2 separate regions of the Mus musculus genome follow, and region 2 is linked to region 1. The links are chromatin contacts, found by POLR2A ChIA-PET in ENCODE. All regions are on one chromosome and are shown on one strand. Each heading gives the region's core, a stretch centred on a gene start or an enhancer-like site at or near the end of the contact. The rest is flanking DNA. Distances are from core to core; before and after follow the strand shown.

Region 1 (5,826 bases), core at 1,009-3,508:
TTCCAGAAGAGTCCCCACCACTCTGACATTTGGATGTGTGGCAGGAAGTGGCTTGGGCCCACCCAGGCAAGTCTCAGTGTCTGTTTTGGCTTGGAGGAAACCTGCCTGTCCCAGCATAGCTGTCTTCTCCCTTATACCTCCCCAGCTATTTGGGACTTGGCTATAAGAGCCTGGCTGTGCTGTGTGGTTAGAGCAGACATGGCTTCTGGGCTCCAGTTGCTGATGGGGAATGACCTGGCCTCTATCTTGGAGGACAACTTTGTGGCGAGAACCTGCAGGAGCCGGGCAGCAGGGCCTCCGTGCTGTATGGCTGGGCTCCATATCATCCTGGGGCAATGGCACCTTGGTATTGTCCTTCAGTTGTCCTGTCCTTGGGCGGGCTGCTTCAGAAGGCCTGCTTTCTTCCAGACAGGAAGTGAGACAGGAAATGATGGCCCCTTAAAGCCCCAGGGCAGATGCTATCCTCAAGGAGTGGTCCACAGTTGCACCAAACTGTAGTCTTGACTTTTCCATCCCAGTTTCAGAAGAGTCTATTGCTTGAGTAGAACCAAATAAAAGTAGAGCAGTCCCCCCTTCCCCCATCCATGCTTAGGGGAGCTTCAGAGCACACCTAGGAGGGAAATCTGTTCCCACAGCACTGTCTCGTCCCTTAGTGCCCCACTACCTATCAGCCAGATACTGCTTTAGAGTGAGGTGGACCTCTGGGATCCGAGTCTAGACCCCCATGCTTCCCTGGATCATCATGCTCCTATCACCTCCCCCACAGGCCATCTGGACTGTCTCCATTAGGCCTGAGTTTCCCACCTGGCCTCTGCTTCTCTGCTTGCTCTAACCACTCAGTCCTGTCACCTGACACCCTTGGCCTTTTTGGTCTTTGCCCAGCTGTGCATTCCTGAGCACCGTGTAATCCCCAGCCCCTAGGACAGCAGCTCCTCTGGTAGAGGCCCAGGGCTGCTTTGGATTGAGTGAAGGAGCAGGAAATCTCTTCTCTTCTCTTCTCTTCTCTTCTCTTCTCTTCTCTTCTCTTCTCTTCTCTTCTCTTCTCTTCTCTTCTCTTCTCTTCTCTTCTCTTCTCTTCTCTTCTCTTCTCTTCTCTTCTCTTCTCTTTTTTTGGTTTTGTTTTGTTCTTTTGTTTTTTTGAGACAGGGTTTCTCTGTATAGCCCTGGCTGTCCTGGAACTCACTGTGTAGACCAGGCTGGCCTCTAACTCAGAAATCCGCCTGCCTCTGCCTCCCAAGTGCTGGCATTAAAGCCGTGCGCCAACACGCCCAGCTAGGAAATGTTTCTCTTTACCTTCTCTTTCCCCCTCTTAGCATCCCCTTCTTTCCCTCTCACAGTGCTAAGGTTCCCCCAGTTACAAACATCAGCTGTCGGTTTTGTCCGTGCCACTTATTGCCACTCCTCCATTCATGTCTGCAATACACATTGTGAAGTCTTACTAATTGAAGTTGAGCTGCCACAGTCAGAAGGACACCAAAGTCTAAAATGTTAACATGCTACTTAGCTTCAGCTTGGAGAAGCTGTTCGTTCAGTCAGCCTCCTGTCCCAGGTTCTCCCTCCAGTTGCATTGTGGTATTTTACTGAAAGAAGGCAGCATCCAGGTAGCAGTTAGTGATGTTTGTACTGCCCTAGATATCCACCGTTGGTGTACCACAAGGACTCAGGCCCCTTGGTCCCAGTGCTGGCAGAGGCACCTGTATACGGTTCTTGTTGAGAAATCCCAGTAGTAGCCTTTAGGGCCCTACTGAACATTGTTGGGGTTGCTGCACAGGACAGGTGTGGGGCCCAGCCCATGATGTTGGGGCTTGCTCTAAGCGTCCTAACCCCATTCCTTGGTAGGTGGATGGCTCTTGTGACCTTTATATCTCTTAAAATGACCATCATTTCCTGTGTTGCTGCCGTGTAGGAAGTGGCTGCTGAGACCCATCCCCCTGAACAGGCCTGTGGTAGCTGTTCTGGTGTGGCAGCTTTCTTTTCCCCTCCTTTGGGGATTTTGAAACCCACTCCCATTTACATGTGAGTGATTTAAACCCTTTCTCTGCCTCTTAGGATGCTTCCTAAGGGAAGCTGCTTTCTTCGTGCCCACATTGTGCTTACTGTACAGTGCTTATCAGTGCCGGTCCCAGGAAGACCTTGTTCCTGGTGGCCTTGAGGAAGTTGGGACTCTTCTTACCACAGAATATCACACTGGGCTGGATTGGTTACTCCTCAGAGGCACAGCTGTGGGAGCTCAGGCTCTAGTTGGGAGGGTGTAGCCTACTGGGACTTCTGTCTGGTGCTCACCCCGCCAGCTGTGCTTGTCTTTCTGGAGGTGGGGAGCCAAATTCCAGGCATCCCATTTCTTACCTTCACCCACACCTACCCTTAGGTTGGCTCAAGGTTCTGGGCCCTGCTTGAGCTCTGAGTAGGTACCTGTCTCCATGCAATGGGCAGCTCCTAGGGATATGAAAAGCAGTTCCCTCAACCCCTGGTAGACCTTTGCTTTTCCTTAGGCCCTTTCACAGCAACAAAGAAGTAAGGCTGTGGTATGGAGAAGATAGATTTCAGGTAGGGTTTCTGGTGGATTCAGATGAGCTAGGAGAGGCTGAGGTCAAGGCCTGGTCTTTTTGTGTATGAAAGCCCTGCCTTACTCCTACTGAGTTATGATGGCGGAACTTGGGAGCAGGGCCAGGCCTAGAGCTTCATTCTATTTTGTTTGGTTTTCAGGGTCTTTTTGTGTAGCCTGGAACTCTGTGGACCAGGCTGGCCTTGAACTCAAAGAGATCCACTTGCCTCTGCCTCTCAAGTGCTGGGATTAAAGAAAGGAAGTATGCCCCCACCAGTGAGCTTCGCTTTTGAGAACCATAATGCTTGTGCCCCACCCACCCACCCAGTTCCCACATGCCCTTATTGTCACAGGTTCTGAGCTCCCCATCTATATCCTGTCCAGGCCTGGCCGTGTTTATACCCTGTCTGAGGATACTGCCAATCTACTTCCTCTTGTTCTAGAACTCAGCAGCTCTGCTTCAGGGAGTACCCTGACACCCCAGGACAGTGGCTTGTTTGCTTTTGCTGGTAGGCAAAGCAGGCAGATTGTCAGCAAGTGTGACAGGGTTTGTGGTCAGGCTTGTTGAAGGAAGAGCAAAGCCGTAGTAGACTCTCCAGTGCTGTTAGAGTGGAGGGATATGGTGGGTGCTCCAGTATCTAGGGAAGATTGCCAGGGTACAGGTTGGGGTGGCAGGAGAAAGTAGGGTGGAGATGAAGCCCACTGAGGTTTGTGACCCTATCCCCATCTCTACCTTTGATAGAGTCGTATTAAGGTCAAAGCATTAACTTTAACCTAGGTGGTGATGAAGAGGAGGCTCTTGGGTCCAAGGTCTATGGAAGAAGGTGACTGGACCATGGAGATGAGGTTGGACTCTGGTCTGGCCGTGGGAGTGCATCCTTGATATGATGGAATATCCCAGCCTCCCAGAACCTTGGAAGGGGTTTCTAGAACTGGCTTTGTCCAGGACAGGCCTTTCCTACCCGTGGGAGTGCATCCTTGATATGATGGAATATCCCAGCCTCCCAGAACCTTGGAAGGGGTTTCTAGAACTGGCTTTGTCCAGGACAGGCCTTTCCTACCATATTTACCAGTGGAAAACTGAGGCACCTGGAAGGAGGTATCCCTCCATTAGGATGCAGAATCAGAGGGCTTTCCCATCAAGCCTGCTGGAGATGTGAGCTGAGGTTCTCTGCAGGGCTATCTATACTCAATGCCAGATGTCTCAGTGGAGCTGTCCCTTGGATCCTGCCAGAGCCCAGCCAGACTTTTTTTTTTTCTCTTCCCTTTCCCAAGTGAACTCTGGGTTCTCTGACTTTCCCTAGGCTGGTGTCCTATAGTGTTTAGTAAGACCTGGCTTCTGAGCGGTCCCTTTAAGAGGGCCTTGTCCCAGACTCAGCTGTGGAATGCCAGTAAGCTGTCCTCTTGTCTCTGTGAGGGTTAACAACACTTCACTTCAGCTGTGTTGTCTGGAACCGGTTCAGACTGGTTCTCTGGAAAGTGCTTTGTCTCTCTGACTGCATCCTGGGAAGGGTCATGTGGAGCCCAGTGATGTCATGGGATCAAAAACTGACTCAGCGTTTTTCTCCCTTTTCTTTGAATCAAGATAAATGTGTGCCACATGTACAGGGCCATGGTGGTGGCACTTTGGGATGGACCGGTCCATACTGTGCTCAGAGTGTATGTCTGCCAGCCAAAAAGCTTAGCATGACCCTCACTTCTGGCTCCCTGGGGGGCTCAGGCACACAGCACCTGAGGTCACCTCTATCCAGGTCCTACACACACCATTACAATACAGATGCCAGGCCCCTGGACTGGTTTTCAGACCCATAATAGGCACCGTTCTTCCACAGAAGGGCCCTGTCCAGTAACAGCTGCCACTGCTTTTCTCCCACTTGGATTCCATGGCTTCTCAGAGCTGGCCACACCCAAGAGGCCTGTGGGACTCCTTCCTGCCCAGCCATCCTAAGGGTGTGAGGGGCGTCTATGGCCCTGTCTTTGTTGTCCCTTCTCTAGTTAGCTGCCTCTGAGGAAAAGAAAACCGCACTTCAAACTAAACTTGTCAGAAGGGGTTCAAATGCTATATCCTCCCTTTCGCATACAGAATGAGTGAAGAAGCATGCCGAACCCGCAGTCAGAAGCGCACCCTTGAACCTGACCTAACGGAGGATGATGTGGAGAACAAGAAAATGAAAATGGAGAAAGGGTCATCAGAGCTGACAGTGGACGGAGACAGCAGGGTGATGCCAGAGCCGAGTGCAGGCTCAGCCCAGGGGTTGCTGAGGACAACAGAGGCCATGGGCACAGGATCTGGCGAGGGGCTGTTAGGAGACGGGCCTGTGGACATGCGCACTTCACACAGGTGAGTGAGAAAAGACAATGGGCTGGGTTGGAGCCTAGCAGAGGCTGGTACAGGGCAGGATGTCCCTGAGTCCTAGGCTGGGACACTGTCAGTGGCAGGTTCATGGGTTCATTGGGGAGGAAGTCCCCTGTATTTATTTAGTGGGTCTGCCATCTCTTGGATTGTGGGAGGACTGAAACATTCCTTTGGTGGGAGTGCCTCAGGGAGGCCAGGCTACCACACTTTGTGTCATTCCTCAAAGGAGGAGCCTCCCTATTCTGCCTGGCTTCTGTTATCTCTTCTGTGGGTTTCTCCTGTATATCACTAATTAGTTCAAGGGAACTTTCCTGAAACCCAGGCTTCCTTCTTTTGGTTTTTTTCAAGACAGGGTTTCTCGGTATAGCTCTGGCTGTCCTGGAACTCACTTTGTAGACCAGGCTGTCCTCAAAACTCAGAAATCCGCCTCCCAAGTGCTGGGATTAAAGGCGTGTGCCACCACCGGCCGGCCCAGAACCCAGGCTTCTTGACACTCATAGGTAAAAGGCTAAAGGAAGTCAGACTCAACCTTTTTCTCCCAGCAGCTACATTACCCTTTCTTCAGAACATTCTAGAATGGAGCATTTACCCCAGATTCTCACTGAGGACTTTCCCTGACTCCCCTTCTGTCCACTGGGATCCTGTACCTTTGGGGTCCTCATCTACCTCATGTGTATACTCGGTGAGGTCGGTCCAGCACTAGTGGAGTGCAGGAGGGAGCTAGTTCTCCACTTGGTGCCTGAAGTGCACAGCGGTTTCAGTCTTCAATTTTCTGCAAAATCTGGTGTTGGGATCCTGAGGGCTTCCAGATTTGCCGCTGTGCCATAGAATCCTGAGGACTTGTGAGTTCCTTGTGAAACTGGAATATCCCTTTTATTGAGAACATTCTGTGAACTTGCCATTAGAAAGGCTTCTCTCATCTGGG
Region 2 (5,826 bases), core at 1,036-3,535, 36 kb after region 1:
TCCCAAGCCCTACTTCTCAGGTGCGGAACACAAAGCACAGCCTGTATCCATTGGCTCCCTCTGCCCACTGCCAGGGGAGTGGGTTTTTTTCTCGACTCTGGCATACTCCAGCTAGCCCCAGACTTTAGGCCTCTCCCCTCTTATAGCCTCAGTCTCCCCATCTGCCAATGCCGCAGTTAGGGCCCAGCATGAGGAAAGTTTTCACATTCAAAAACTCCAGGGCACCAGAAACCTGTGGAGTAGAGGGGAGCTGGGGCTGAGGCCAGCTTGAGTCTGTCTCTGGATACCACCGCCCACGGGAGTTCCTCACAACGTACAATTATCCCCACATCTCGGCTCTTCTTTTACTTGGCTTGCACTTGCATCCTTGTTGAAGGCAAGGATGGTTGAAGCTTCTCAAAATCCCAATATCTGGTTCAAGACATGCAGAACTGGACTGCACACCTTGGAAAGTGGAGGCAGGAGAATCCAAGTTACAAGCCAGCCTAGGCTGCATAGTGAGGTATTTGATCTAACTTTGACACACAAAATCACCACCACCACCACCAACAACAAATCAAGAGATCATCAGTAGATGGGTCTGGTTTTTCCCTGTAAACTTTTCCCATAGGGAAAACAACCATCACCAAGGACTCCCGGCTTCCAGAGACCTGAGTACAATCCACACCTGTCTCTGCACAACTGACACCTATGTGGGTGTCACATCTGTAAATGCTGTTCCAGCCAACAGGCAGTCCCGCTGATCCCAATTCAAGTATCATCAGATCCTGGCGGATGACTATAGAACTTTTAGGAATTTATCCAGTTTAGGGACGTGAAGAATCAGGATTTGAATCTCCCTACTCCGGTTTTTAGGTCTAAAGGTAGAATTTCCACATACTCGCCTTTCTCTAAGTTGCCGAAAACTTCCCACCCCCTGCTCAGTGACAAGGTTCCACCGCTAACCCCAGTTGCAAGGAAGAGCGAATTTATTGCAGGTTCCAACCTGGAACTTAGCGTGCACGGCTGGCCCACGGTTTCTCTGTAGCATGGCAACCCACCGTGCAACAGCTCATTCTGCGCAGGCGCAATGCTTCTCTCTCTTCTCTTTGCGCCCCTCCCGGGGCCTTCTCGCCAGAAATCGAGGATGCGCATGCGCTCTCCAGCAATCAGTTTGTGCAGGAGGAATCAGAACCCAACAGCAGGCCTCAGAGGGCCGCCGCCGTGGGGGAAGGGGAAGGGACAGGACGCGTGCGCAGTGGCGCGCGGCGACTTCGCGGGTTTCCCGAAGCTCGCCCTTCGCGCGTGCGCCGCCCTGGCTCTGTGCCTGGTGCGGCGGGAACAGCGAGAACCCCGGCTCCTAGCCGGAGTCCCCGGCCCGCAGCCAGCCATTGCGCGCCACCTGGCCCGCCGAGGGCCGGGCAGACGGGCTGAACTGTAGCAGCTCGGCGATCAAGGATTTGCATCGTTCCGACAGTTCGAGGCCGTCAGGGTAGAGCACGCCGCGCTTCTGGCGCCGGGGTAGGCCAGCAATGTCCGAGTCGTCGAAGGGCATGCACCCGGTGACCATGACGTAGAGCACAACGCCCAGGCTCCACACGTCGTATTTCTTAGGGTCGTAGGGGATGCCCAGGAGCACCTCAGGTGACGCATACGCGGCCGAGCCGCAGTAGGTGGTGCTCAGGTCTGGGTAGCCGTGCGCCTGGCGGCCGAAACCGAAATCCGTGATCTTGACGCGGCGCTCGTCAGGGCTTAGCAGCACGTTTTCGCACTTGAGGTCGCGGTGCACCAGGTGGTGGTCGTGCAGGTAGCGCACGGCGCCCGCGATCTGCGAGAAGAGTTCGCGCGCCTGCGACCCCGGGATGCGCCCGTTGCGCTGCACTGCCTGCAGCAGGTCGGTGGCTGCTGCCTCCATCACGATGTACAGCTTCCCATTGCACACTTCGATGAACTCGAAAACGTGTACGATGTGCGGGTGCCGTACTCCCCGCAGGATGGACAGCTCTCGAGGCAGGAACTTGTTGACGAAGTCCGGAGGCGCTCGCCGGCGGTCCACCACCTTGATGGCCACCGTCCCTTTATACTTCTTGGAGGTGGCCACTTTCACCTTGGAGTAGCTGCCCTCACCTATCGTGCGGCCCAGCTTATAGCCAAGTTCGCTCAGGAGTTTGTCGCCCGACATGGTGGCGCCCGGGGCGCGCGGGGAGCAGGAGGCGGCTGCTGTCGGGGGGCGGCCGGACTCCAATCTCGGGCCTAACCCATGGTGCTTGGCACCTGCACCCCCGTGCCCCCATGTGCCCACTCCCAAGGCCCTACAGCCGCGATGACTTTTATTGCCCGGGTAACAATTTCTGCCTTGTGAAGTGACTGCGGGCGTCACTCGGCCTTGGGGCGGGGACCCTCCCTCCCCCGCCCCGCGGGCTCCCTAAACCCTTCTTAGGCTTTGTGACTCAATCGCCCTTAATGGTCAGTTCCTCGTGAGAAGTCACTGGCGAGGAGACTGCCCACTGATGTGGAACAGGACAAGTCCCTCCCTGAAGTGATGGTGCTCAGGTGGGTGGGAACCAGCCTGTTGCCTCGAGCCTGGCTACCATGGCTCACGAAAGAAAGTAGGTGAACTCCCAAGGTTTTTAGTGCAAGAAACACGCCCGAGAGAGCTCTAGATGCAGACCACAGTTACTCCCTGCCTAGGGCCAGAGGGAGGAGGGACTGACTTCCGGATCGCAGCAAGGCTAGCGTAACGCTTCCAAATTATAGGGAACCTCCTGGGTGACGGAACTTCCGCCACACTCAAAATGGTGGTCGCGCGTTGCCTCACTTCCGCTGGTGGCCGGAAGTTGCGGGTCCTGCAAGTATGGCGGCGTCGAAGGTGAAGCAGGACATGCCCCCGCCAGGGGGCTACGGCCCCATCGACTACAAGCGGAACCTGCCCCGCCGGGGACTGTCGGGTCAGTGTCTCAGTGTCGTCCTGTTCGTCGCAGACCAGGCTTTTGTTATGCGGTTAGACGAGAGAGGGCAGCCTGCGGGCTTCAGAGTGCACAGTGTGAGCGGAGGCTGAGTTGGAATCTTGGTTTTCTAGTGCAGCATCCCGGAAGCCAGAATGTTCATGTCCCCTAGTTTCCAGCTGGCTTCCACGGGCCTGGAAACTAAGCCTGCGAGAAGCACTAACCTGGAGTTTGGAGGCTTTTGTTTTGTTTTAGGCTGGCCTCAAACTCCGTAGCAGAGACTGATCTAGAACTCCTGATCTCTTGCCTTCACTTCCGAAGGCTATGCTCATAGGTATGCACCGTTATACGTATTTTTTTTTTAATGTTTTTAAATTTTTTTTTTTTTTTTTTTTTTTTTTTTTTTTTGCAGATAGGGACTTACTATATAGCCCAGGCTGGCCTCAAACTCGTGGCGACCCTGCCTTTGCCAATGGATTGCTGGGATGACAGACAGGTCCACCCAAGGCAAGATGTGTGTTGATTGTAACATAGCATAGAAGGCTAGTCTTAAACTCTAGCCTCCCTAGTGCTGGTTCCTCTTCTGGCATTCTCTGCCCACCCCCAGCCCCCACCCCCACCGGCTTTCGTGGAGCCCAGGCCAGCCTGAAATTATGAACACCCCAACTCTATGCCTTCATAGTACCAGGATGACAGGCATGTGCCCACCAGGCTGTGTTTTTAAGTTTTTAAAAGTGTTTTAAGTAACATTTAGAATTTTATTATCGATTTCAACAGGAAAAGAATATGAAGAAAGTTAAAGTCCCCACTGTCAGTGCTCAGAGTTACAGAAATACAGTAGTTAGCAACTGGGGCCCAATTGGTAGAGTGCCTGCCTAGCCTTTCAAAGCCCTAGGTCGCACCCCTGGCACTGCATAAACAGGACTTGGTGGTGCACACCCATCATCTCAGCATTTTGGATGCTGAAGCAAAACGGATTGATGGTTAGGGTCATCCTGGGCTACATAGATCAACCTGGACTACATGATCCCATCTCACCCTAGAAGAAGAGAGAGATGGGCTTAGGGACTGTAAGATGGCACAGTGGTTAAGGGCATTGATGCTCTTCCAAAGGACCTGAGTTTGCTAACTCCACCTTCTACAAATTCAGATTTTTAGATTTTAATTCATCAGACTTTAATGTGCATATTATAGAAACTGTGCCTCAACTAAGCAAACAAAATGTTCTGGTCCTGTGTGATGGCTCACCTGTGATTCTAGACATGAGAAGCAAAGATGGGTCACAACAAGTTCAAGGCTAGCCTAGGCTATGTGGAGAGTGTTTGGTTCTGGATTATATAGAGAAGAGCCTCTTGGTGAAGGGCAGCCCAGACCCTGGGCTAGATAGTTGAGAGTTGTGGGCAAGATGTGCCAGGTACAGACTGAGGGATGCTGGGAGAACCTGGAGGCCAGGTCACGCTGCTTTGGTATGTAAAATATGAACCTCTGTCCCTTGTTCCAGGGTCCAAATCCAAATGTCAAGTTCCAGCCAGCCAGGAACATATTGTGAGAAACTGGTTTTAAAACCCAAAAACTAGCCAGGCAGTGATGGTACAAACCTTTAATCCCAGCACTGGGGAGGCAGAGGCAGGCGGATTTCTGAGTTCAAGGCCAGTCTGGTCTACAGAGTGAGCTCCAGGACAGCCAGGGCTACACAAAGAAACCCTGTCTGGAAAAACCAAAAAAAGAAAGGAAAAAAAAGGAATATTTATCTATTTTATATATATATATGAGTACACTGTAGTTGTCTTCAGACACACCAAAAGAGGGCATTGGATTCTATTACAGATGGTTGTGAGCCACCATGTGGTTACTGGGAATTGAACTCAGGACCTCTGGAAGAGCAGCCAGTGCTCTTAACCTCTGAGCCACCTCTCCAGCCCCCTCCAGGCCTTTTGAGACACAGATGGCAGACTAGAATACCCTCCCCATTCCCAGGGCCTCACCTGCTGTTCTGACAGTGAGGCAGATCCTCTGTCCACTTCTCCCTCCTGTCTCTTCCTTTTTTCTTTTTTCTTACATTTTGTGTGTGACTTAGTACAGATGTGAATGCGCCTCTTTTGCACATAAAGGGTAGAGGACAACTTGAGGAATGTGCTTCCTTCTGCCCCATGGGTCTTAGGGATTCAGCCCTTTTACTCATCTTGCCAGCCTCTATCTTTATTCTTTCTTCCTTAAACATTTAAAAACTGTATGGTTCTGATTTCTTGCATCTATGCATGTATACTGCACGCATGACTGGTACCTGTGCGAACCACAAGAGGTCATCAGATTCCCTGGAACTGAAGTTATGTGAGTTGCCATGTAGGTGCTGCAAACTGAGCCTATGTCTTCTGCAAGAACAGCAAGTGCCCGCCCACGCCCACCCCCACCTTGCCACACCCCAATATAGCCCTGGCTATTCTGGAACTCATGGGATCAAAGGCATGTGCCACCCTGCCTGGCTCCCCCCCCCCCCCCGCCCTACTTTTTAGTATTTATTATTGTGCTTGAATGTCTGTGGGGAGCGTGGGAATGTGGAGGTCAGAGAACAGCTTTGCAGAGTCAGTTTTCTTCTGTCTTTCTGTGGGTTCCATTCTGCAGTTAGTGTTTACCAGCTGAACCATTTTTGCCAGCCTCTCTCTTTCAGCTTTCTCTGAAGTGTGGCCCACTTAGGCCTGCACTTAGACTGAGCTAGTGGTCTCCTCAAGTCAGGGTGTCTTACTTATTTATTTGTTTATTGGTTTTTTGAGACAGGGTTTCTCTGTGTAGCCCTAGCTGTCCTAGAACTCACTCTGTAGACCAGGCTGGGCACCAAACTCGGAGATCTGCCTGCCTCTGCCTCCTGTGTGCTGGGATTAAAGGTGTGCGCCACTGCCCGGCA

The links. ChIA-PET counts read pairs that join two places held with the same protein, here RNA polymerase II (POLR2A).
Region 2: POLR2A ChIA-PET joins it to region 1 with 43 read pairs in embryonic stem cell. The contact joins the promoter of Tssk6 here to the enhancer-like site in region 1. POLR2A ChIA-PET finds 5 or more read pairs at or near these places in 4 of 5 experiments (Patski and embryonic stem cell).

What each region holds. Positions count from the first base shown.
Region 1 is chr8:69,934,839-69,940,664 of GRCm38, reverse strand. It overlaps Gatad2a (GATA zinc finger domain containing 2A), which reads left to right. Exons shown (of 13, transcript NM_001113346.1): 3 at 4,629-4,886. The coding sequence starts at 4,630. Among named protein-coding and RNA genes, the nearest start is that of Tssk6, 36 kb to the right of the region's middle. Within about 2 kb of position 2,258, at least 1 of the 3 ENCODE cell types and tissues checked has a DNase peak (open chromatin) inside an H3K27ac peak, as active enhancers do.
Region 2 is chr8:69,898,643-69,904,468 of GRCm38, reverse strand. Tssk6 (testis-specific serine kinase 6) reads right to left here and starts at 2,285. Exons shown (of 1, transcript NM_032004.2): 1 at 951-2,285. The coding sequence starts at 2,161. The coding sequence ends at 1,340. It overlaps Ndufa13 (NADH:ubiquinone oxidoreductase subunit A13), which reads left to right and starts at 2,449. Exons shown (of 5, transcript NM_001382215.1): 1 at 2,449-2,532; 2 at 2,737-2,927. The coding sequence starts at 2,834.